Linked DNA regions of Homo sapiens: region 1 is linked to region 2. The links are chromatin loops, found by intact Hi-C in ENCODE. Cell type or tissue: HCT116. All regions are shown on one strand. Region 1 has its middle 12 kb from the start of DEFB112. Region 2 overlaps RHAG (Rh associated glycoprotein).

The links. Peaks named below come from ENCODE experiments on the same cell type or tissue, not always from the same donor. Only the 100,000 strongest peaks of a DNase experiment are listed, where the experiment ranks them.
Region 1: a loop joins it to region 2, with 11 times the contacts of the local background. A loop is called at or near these places in 1 of 110 quality-filtered maps.

What each region holds. Positions count from the first base shown.
Region 1 is chr6:50,059,307-50,064,306 of GRCh38, reverse strand. No RefSeq gene overlaps it. Among named protein-coding and RNA genes, the nearest start is that of DEFB112, 12 kb to the right of the region's middle. In HCT116, a CTCF peak has its summit at 2,063; a DNase peak (open chromatin) is centred at 2,116.
Region 2 is chr6:49,621,275-49,626,274 of GRCh38, reverse strand. All of the region lies in intron 1 of RHAG (Rh associated glycoprotein), which reads left to right. Among named protein-coding and RNA genes, the nearest start is that of RHAG, 13 kb to the left of the region's middle. In HCT116, a CTCF peak has its summit at 3,028 (motif pointing left); a DNase peak (open chromatin) is centred at 3,064; H3K4me3 peaks cover 988 bases; H3K27ac peaks cover 507 bases.

The DNA of each region.
Region 1 (5,000 bases), 440 kb before region 2:
CATTCTATCTAACTATACTTTTCTACCAATTAACTGTCCCCACTTTCTGACTTCTCTATCTTTCCTGGCCTCTGGTAACCATTATTCTACCCTCTGTTATCCATGAGTTCAATTGTTTTAATTGTTTTAGCTCCCACAAATAAATGAGAGAACATGTGAAGTTTGTCTTTCTGTGCCTGGCTTATTTCACTTAACGTAATTTCCTCCAGTTCCAGCAATGTTGTTGCAAATGACAGAATCTCATTCTTTTTAATGGCTGAATAGTACTCCATTGTGTCTATGTACTACATTTTATTTATCCATTCGTCTGTTGATAAACAGTTAGGTTGCTTCCACATCTTGGCTATTGTGAATAGTGCTACAATAAACAAGGGAGTACAGATATCTCTTCAATATAAGGATTTCCTTTCTTTTGGTTAGACGGCTAACAGTGGATTGCTGGATCATACAGTAGTTTTATTTTTAGTCTTCTGAGGATTCTGCAACCTGTCCCCTATAGTGGTTGTAATAATTTACATTTCCACCAACAGTGTACAAGGCTTCCCTGTTCTCCACATCCTCTCTAGCATTTGTAATTGTCTATCTTTTGCATATAAGCCATATTGACTGAGGTAAGAAGTTACCTCATTGTAGTTTTGATTTGCATTTCTCTGATGATCAATGATGTTGAATACCTTTTCATACACCTGTTTGCCAATTTGTATGTTTTCTCTTGAGAACTGTCTTTTCAGATCTTTTGCCCATTTTTAATTGGATTATTAGATTTTTTTTCCTATAGAGTTGAGAATATTTTCTCCCATTCTGTGGGTTGCCTCTTCACTTTTTGGATTGTTACCTTTGCAGTGCAGAAGCTTTTTAACTTGACGTGATCCCATTTGTCTATATTTGCTTTGGTTGCCTGTGCTTTGGGAGCATTACTCAACAAATATTTTACCAGCCCAACATACTGGAGAGTTTCTTTAATGTGTTCTCATAGTAGTTTCATAGGTTAAGGTCTTAGATATAAATCTTTAATCCACTTTAATGTGATTTTTGTGTATGGTTAGAGATAGCCTTGTAGTCTCATCCTTCTGAATATAGATATGCAGTTTTCCCAGCACCGTTTATTGAAGACACTATCCTTTCCCCAATGTATGTTCTTGACACCTTTGTTGAAAATGAGTTCACTGTAGATGTATGCATTTATTTTGGGGTTTTCCATTCTGTTCCACTGGTCTATGTGACTGTTTTTATGCCAGTACCATGCTATTTTGGCGTAGCTTTGTAGCATAATTAGAAGTCAGGTAATGTGGTTTCTCTAGTTTTCTTCTTTTTGCTCAGGATAGCTTTGGCTCTTCTGGGTTTTTTGAAGTTCCATATAAATTTTAGGTTTGTTTTTTCTGTATATTGTGCTTAACCCAGGACCCATGATTTTTTATTTTATTTTTATATCATAAGTGAAAGGATTAATTATAAATTTTTGAAGGTAAGTTTTGTCATGTATTAGTACCTTACTAATGCAAGACACAGCCAACAAAAAAAATAGATTTATTTAAGCTTATTGAAACAAAGAAAAATTTTAAAGAGGTTACTTATCATTAACAACAACTTCGGAAAGAATACTATATTCATATGGGACCACAGAAAGAACAGCATAAAGATAGCTAACATTTTCTAAATACCTAATATGAGCCAGAATATCCATGGATTGTCTCATGTAATTATTACAATAACTATCATAAGCCATTGCTACAATGATTCCCAATATCATAGTTGGAAAATTGTGTTGTAGAGTTGTTAGGTATCTTCTTAATTTAGAGAAAGCTTTCAGGTAGTAGAGGCAGCGTTGAACCTAAACAGTCTATTGCCAGAGTTTGTGTTCTTCATCACTTACCATGCTACAATGCTTAGAAATGCCCTCCATCTCTTACATTGAATAATTTATATTTTTCATGACCTATGATTTTTTTTCTATACTCTATAAATTAGATAAATTCTTATGGATCTGGTTCATAAAGGCAGGATTCTGGCCCTTCCTTGGCACTCAATGTGCACACTCTCTGTCGACCATAAGAGGGCGACTGTCATGTTTTTAGGGTAGACTAATTCCAACTAGACATGCTGATAGCAAAATAAAGTCAGGCAAACACTTTTAATTTTGAAAGAAAATATAAATTAGTTATGGATTCAACATATATTTGTGTACCACAATGAGAACAAAGATAGAGACACTCTACTTCAGGAGTTTATATTTGGGAAGAGCTATGAATGTGTAACAAATCTAAATAAGCAGTGTGGACAATACGATTTATACATTTGGAAGAAAACCTTATAAATTAAAAAGTAATATTGCATGATTACAGAGCACTTTAAAATTTTCAAACTCGTTATTGCTGCTTACAGGATTCTTATAACTTTATATGAGAATGTGTAATTATCTCTACCTCAGAGATGAGAAACTTGAGACTTGAAATTTAAGGACTTGCCTCAGTCATTGGTTTGCTATTAACATTGGTGAGACTTTCACGTGCACTGCCAAACCTACTTCTAAACAATTGGTTTTTTCACTCTCACAGGAACTTAATGTGTAACTAATAAAAACTGATCATCTCCACCAACTTAGTGATTTGGTTAATTGTTATTTTCCCCAAAAATTTTCATATGTCTACATATAGTTGGTGTATTTTTTGTTGTTGTTTGTAGAGTTAAAGTGTAAAATGGCTGAACAGATCAAACATGTATGTGTGTTTTTAATTTCAGTAAAAAAATAAAATAACCCACAACAACTCAGTTATATGCCTCAGACCTTGTTTGCCAAGTTCCTACAAGGAGAGAATTTTTATGGCCAAATTATAAAACCCTGAAAATAGGACTTTATAATGGAAATGCGGATACAACCGTAACTATGGTATTGCAATTGCATCACTATAAGAAAATTGGTTTAGATAATATACCCTTCTGGAATGAATGCCATTCTAAATGATTGTGCATCTCCATAATTCTAAGCTAACTCAGTAATTCAAAATTACTAAGATTTAAGTTTGGTACCAATAAGCAATAAACTTATGGCTACTGCTATAATAACTGTTGGTCGCTACCCCCTTATTTCACAGCAGGTGGTCTGCTCCATGCTGGTAGCTGACTGAATGAAAGCAAACAACATTTTGAAACTAATTCTTGAAGTTGATGGAAGACTCCAGAGCCATTTCCACTGGTGAAATAGTGTTGTTGTGTTTTGTGGAATTTTTTTCTTTTTAAATTAAATGCTCTGAGACACTTGATCTTTCTGACAAAGGAAGGGCATATACAGCTTTACTCTCATTTCATGTAACAATTGTGAGTCTCTAGATATTCAAACTTGTCTTGAGCAGATTGTTTTTAGTTCATAAGCCATTATTAGCATACTACCCCTATTAATAAGGGAAAATAACTCATTTGTCAGTGAATGGATTTCTTTGAGTCAAAGATGTTAGAGAGAGGTTTATTTACTCCATCTGTGTTTGACTTTAGAGGAACAATCCAAGAAGTCTTCCCCCCTTATTTCTAATATGTTCACAAAACTATATAATTTGTTTAAAATATATGATCAGGGTCTCACAAATTAAAATGTCAAGTTTTCAATGATAAGTAACATTTGGAAAAGCCTTTCTTTGCAGTTTTTTAAATATGGGAAATAAGAAGTAGTTCCATGCAGCAACCGATAGGATTCAGCCCTACTGTTTTTAGAATCTGGAGCTTTTCCTTGAATATTAATTAAGTGTTGTTCTCAATTATTTTAAAGTTCTTTGACATTTCATAACATCAACAGATTAGATGTAGAGTTTGGTCTAGGTTTTTTTTATTTGAATCTCAAAGTCCTTCCTCTTTTTTTTGTACTTCCTTACCTAGAATAGTCATTAAATACACCTTTTTCTCATTTCCTTACTTTGAAGAAAATGGCGTTATACTGAAAAGAGAAAGTAGCATTAAAGATAAAAGAGAGAAGATTGGTGAAACCAAAATATGATGGCAATTATTGGAAACAGCAAAGAACATAGTTTAACACACTGAAAGAAAAAACACTATCGAGTATGAAATAAAAATAAATTATTTAAGCATCGTAAATTCTCATAAAACAGTATAATATGAAATTATTTTGCAGAAATTTCAGTTGAAAATGGTATTTTCTTTAGCTAACATTTTTCACTTTAACTACAATTAAATATTTTAATTAATTATAATATTAAAATAAAATAAATTATATAATGCCTATATTCTTGGACAAGGAAGCATATTTTATTTTTTGAAATTTGTTAGCAATATTTTGAATATAATAATCATAGTAGGTTTTAACATGTGGAAGCTTAAAGATTTTTAGGCTGTTTTTGATAACAAGGCACTTTTCAGAAGGTTTACAAATTTCTGAGCTTTGACAGTTCACTGATATGCCTTTGTTATTGTCTTGTAAAGTCACACATTTGCTCACATTGCACTAAGGTGTACAAATATATTTTCTTTATATTTCATATAGCATATGTTAAAAATATCATTCTACTGAATAATGGGGAGCTCCATTCTCTACCAATCCTTTTGGATAACTCAGCCCTAGATAGTAAGTTAGAATATCTCAGTAGGAAAATGCTTAGTCTTTCAGAGTGGTACTCCTTTCTTCTGCTCAACACAAAGATTGTATCTGTCTTTATGGAGAAAGAGGGCTCATGTGACCACATGCTAGAAAAGGAGTGGCCCTGGGATTCACAGTACCATCTTCTTGTCCCTCTGGTCTCCATAGTGATGTTCTGCACCTACCTGGTCTATTTTCCCTTTTGGACTTTGCGTCTTAATTTTATGACTATTATATTAGTGGTTTATTTTTCTCATTTGGAGCTGAGTGGTTCTTCCCACTTCCTAGGACCAATCTCAGGTCTCCTTGGCACTATAGACCTTTGGAAATATAACTGCAAATCTCTTTAACCTCAGGCACTGACAGACTGTGAATTCAGGATCAATTTGTTCCTATAAGGGTCACATTTTTCTGGCAG
Region 2 (5,000 bases):
AATTTGTATTTCATTTTACAGACTCACAGGTGGAAGGGACTTGCCTTGTCTCAGATGAAACTGTGGACTTTTGAGTTAATTCTGTAATGAGTTAAGACTTTGGGGGACGGTTGGGAAGGCATGATTGGTTTTGAAATGCAAGAACATGAGATTTTGGAGGGGCTGGAGCGAAATGAGATGGTTTGTCTGTGTTCCCACTCAAATCTCATCTTGAATTGTAGTTCTCATAATTCCCATGTGTTGTGGGAGGGAACCAGTGGGAGGTAATTGAAACACGGGGGCCACTCTTTCCTGCGCTGTTCCCATGATAGTGAATACGTCTCTTGAGAGCTGATGGTTTTATAAAGGGGAGTTGTCCTACACAAGCTCTCTTGCCTGCCGCCATGTAAGACATGACTTTGCTCCTCCTTTGCCTTTCACCATGATTGTGAGGCCTCCCCAGCCTTGTGGAACTGTGAGTCAATTAAACCTTTTTCCTCTACAGACTACCCAGTCCTGGGTATGTCTTTATTAGAACTGGGAGAACAGAGTAACACATTAGGGCTTGCAAGATATCCTATTGCAAGATATAAAGGTAGAATAGAACAAAATTAACAACATAAATTAAACTCTACTAATGAATGAGATGACGTTGAGGATGCTGCTGCTGCTGATGGTGGTGGTGATGGTGATGATGATGGTGAAATTGTATCCTGTCAGGTTCTGGTTACCAACCTCAAATCCAAATTTATTTTTAGCAGAAAAGTAGAACAAATTTTAAATTATAATAAAACCACTGATTATAATGATGCTTAATTTGTCATAGGCACTGTGTGAACTTATCGTGTATTTATTTTCTAATCCTCAAAACTACCCTTGGAATACACATGTTAAGAAGAAATACCTATGGTAAAGTTGAGGTTTAAAAAGATTAAGCAATTTGCCCAAGGTCAAATGTTTGGTAAATGAAAGAGCTTAGTCAGATTCCAACCCAGATTGTCTGCCTCCAAAACCTGTGTTTTAACCACTACATTCTATAGGCAGCATTGTTTATCAGGTAGGAATTTAGGCCACATTTGTCTACATGGATTGATTGTCTCCAACAGATTTGCCAAAATATTTCTTGGTCTTCACTAACATCAGTCAACTTTTAAAGGGTGAGAATGTATTCTTTGTGGGAAAATGAGTTCACTCAGTGAAAACATCAGGTGAGTGATCTTATATCCCTGTATTCTAAACAAAAATTGTAGAATTCAAAGCAATTGCTGATGTTTTCCAAGATAAGGCACTGTGAGCTTAAAATATATAAAGATATATACAGACAAACACATATTTACACATAGAGATAAAATTGATTTTTACACAGCTGATAATATGGGGGGTTTTATGCATGTCATCAACTAATAGCAAAGAAACAGGTTTGGCTATTTGAAAACGGCTAAATATTGTGGTCTCCCTGAAGATTGATCCTACATGTGATAGTCCTTAATATACACGAATATCAAAACATAAAAGTGTGTTAGATGTTAGATGTACACCACAGTTTACATGTTTATTCTGGATATATTTCACATGCACTCTGTACCAGATACTGGAGACATGAGGAGGTAAATAAAACACATGCCCTCATGGAGCCTTATGAAGTATTAGTCCCATTTTACAGATGAGGAAATCACTGGTTATCCAAAGACACACAGCTAGTAAACAATTAGAATGGAATATAAACTACTAGCTAGCATAGAGCTAATACAGTGTCTTTGATCAGTGTGATGCCTCTCTAAATGTGAAAGATGCCAGGCACAGTGGCTCATGCCTGTAATCCCAGCACTTTGGGAGGCCGAGGCTGGTGGATCACCTGAGGTCAGGAGTTCGAGACCAACCTGGCCAACATGGTGAAACCCTGTCTGTACTGAAAATACAAAATTAACCAGGTGTGGTGGCACACGCCTGTAGTCCCAGCTACTCGGGAGGCTGAGACAGGAGAATCACTTGAACCCAGGAGGCAGAGGCTGCAGTGAGCCGAGATTGCGCCACTGCACTCCAGCCTAGGCAAGACAGAGTGAGACTCCATCTCAAAATAAATTAATTAATTAATAAAAATAATAAGTAATAAATAAATGTGAAAGACACAACTTATCACAGCCAGGAGGATGGGAACGCTAAGAACAGTGTAGGATTCTAATGCCTTGAGATTTCTTCGCTTTTATACTTTTCACTATTCTCTTTTATTTTCTGTTAACAACTTTCAGGAAAATGCTTGAAATAAAAACACTGAGTTGCTATGATCTCAGGGGGCAGCAAGGAATGGGAGAAGGGAGCAAGGAAAATGTAGGCACCTGGTTCCCTCCCCGCTGCTATCTTGGCCCAAAACAGAGTGCAAAATTTGCTGTGCTGCTGGGCAGAAATTTTTAAGTAAATCAAGCCAGCATTTTCTGTTTTGGTCTAAAATGTTTAAAGAAAATTAAAGTTTTACACCGCTTACTATGAATCCTTAAAAGCATAGTTGATTTAGATGAGGGTTTCTCCACAGCAGCACCCTTAACACTTTGAGCCCAATACTTCCTTGTGGGAAGCTGTCCTATTCACCACAGCAAGTTTGGCAGCATCCCTAGTCTGTACCCTCAGGACATCAGCGGCACCACTCTACTTCCTCAAGTTGCAACAACCACAAATGTCTCCAGACATTGTCAAATGTAGTCTGGGGGTTAATATTACCTCTTGTTGAGAATCACTGATTTAGACAAGACTTGACAATCCTTAAAACCTGTTGGAAGATTTCTCCAAAGTGCGAACCCCTAAAGAAATTCCTTTTCTTCTATAAAATGGACACTGTATTCCTTTAGTGGCAGAGCCTTGCACCACACAACTATAGTTGTGGCCCTCTCCCTGGTCCCCACCCACAAACTCTTAAAGCAGGATAAATGATAATGCAATAATCCTAGTTGTTTATAAACCTTTTTATTCGTATATTTCACACGGAATCATTATCTGTCAAGAGCCTCCACAACTTTTAAGCTCTCATTAATTTAAATAATAAATGAGGTTCTTAAGCCCCCTTGTGGCGAAAAGCAGTAACAAGAATTACATCAGAAGAGGGAAAAACAGTGAAGCACAGTTAATATATGAAATTTCTTTACCCCAATATAAAATGTCTCAATGGCCGGGCGCGGTGGCTCACGCCTGTAGTCCCAGCACTTTGGGAGGCCGAGGCGGGCGGATCACGAGGTCAGGAGATCGAGACCATCCTGGCTAACACGGTGAAAACCCCGTCTCTACTAAAAATACAAAAAAAATTAGCCAGGCGTAGTGGCGGACGCCTGTAGTCCCAGCTACTCGGGAGGCTGAGGCAGGAGAATGGCGTGAACCCGGGAGGCGGAGCTTGCAGTGAGCCGAGATAGCGCCACTGCAGTCCGGCCTGGGCGACAGAGCGAGACTCCGTCTCAAAACAAAACAAAAAAAAAAAAAGTCTGGTTTTCCATCAAAGGGGAAGGGGGGTGAAATCTGCAGAATAATTGTTCCACTAACAGAAATTATGAAATTAGATAAAACAATTTCTTGAATTAGTTGGTGTATTAGTTCGTTTTCACACTGCTGGTAAAAACATACCCGAGACTGGCAATTTACGAACGAAAGAAGTTTATTTGACTTACAGTTCCACATGGCTGGGGAGGCCTCACAGTCATGGTGGAAGGCAAGGAGGAGCAAGTCACCTCTTGGGTGTCATGGTGTGTCAGGAGGCAAAGAGAGAGCTTGTGCAGAGAAACTCCTGTTTTTAAAACCATCAGATTGCCAGGCGCGGTGGCTTACGCCTGTAATCCAGCACTTTAGGAAGCCAAGGAGGGTGGATCACAAGGTCAGGAGTTCGAGACCAGCCTGACCAACATGGTGAAACCCTGTCCCCACTAAAAGTACCAAGTCCGGCATGGTGGCCCATACCTGTAACCCCAGCTACTTGGGAGGCTGAGACAGGAGAATCACTTGAGCCCGGGAGGTGGAGCTTGCAGTGAGCCAAGATCGCACCACTGCACTCCAGCCTGAGGGACAAGAATGAGACTCTGTCTAAAAAAAAAAAAAAAAAACCATCAGATCTTGTGACACCCACTCACTGTCAGAGAACAGCACGGGAAGGACCTGCCTCCATTATTCAGTCATCTCCTACCAGGTCCCTCCCACAACACATGGGAATTATGGGAGCTACAAGATGAGATTTGGGTGGAGACGCAGAGCCAAACCATATCATTTGGTAACTGCACAGTTTAAAACCAATAAATTACAGGCAGAACCAGAGTGCTCTAAGAAAAAAAAAAAAAGAATGTTAGGAAAAACTTTGTGTAATTAAAAAAAATGAACAAAATGAAAAAAACTGAGTCCTTATTTTTATTCTAGTTTGTGACTATAAACAAGTAACCTAACTTCTCTGTGTCTCAGTGTCCTGACCTAAATGCAAAATAAAATAAATTGTAGAGCTAAGACACTTTAGACATCATGTAATCCAAGTATTCCTTAAAAGATAACTGAGTCCCATAAAGGTTTACTAAAACCATACTAAGAATCATGCATATCCCCTAAGTTCCTGTCCAATTTATTCTATGATCTAGATCAAATTTTTACATACAAAAATTAAATGGTGGGTGACAAATCAATGTGTAAAGAAAAATGAATATATGTGATTATCTCTACTTCAAAAAGCAAAAAGGGAAACAGGTTGATATTAATTGACAAATGCCCATCAGCGAGTCAGGTAAAATCTCAGTTCTAGGGTACCCTGGGTAGGTATGGGATGGGAATCAACACCTTAAGGATCAACACCTGAGGGAAAGAATTTGGGCAGAGAAGGAGAAGGCCTCAGCTGACCCTTCAGGAGGCTCTGAAGCTAGGATTATCCAGTTTTAGGTGGTCCTTTTCTGAGACAAGCGGTTGCTCATGTGAATCAGTTATTGTGTCCAGACTACCCGAAGGAAGAGCTATGATCTTGAGCAAAAGAAGAGCATTTTCCAGAGAGAATTGAGAGCTTAGGGTTT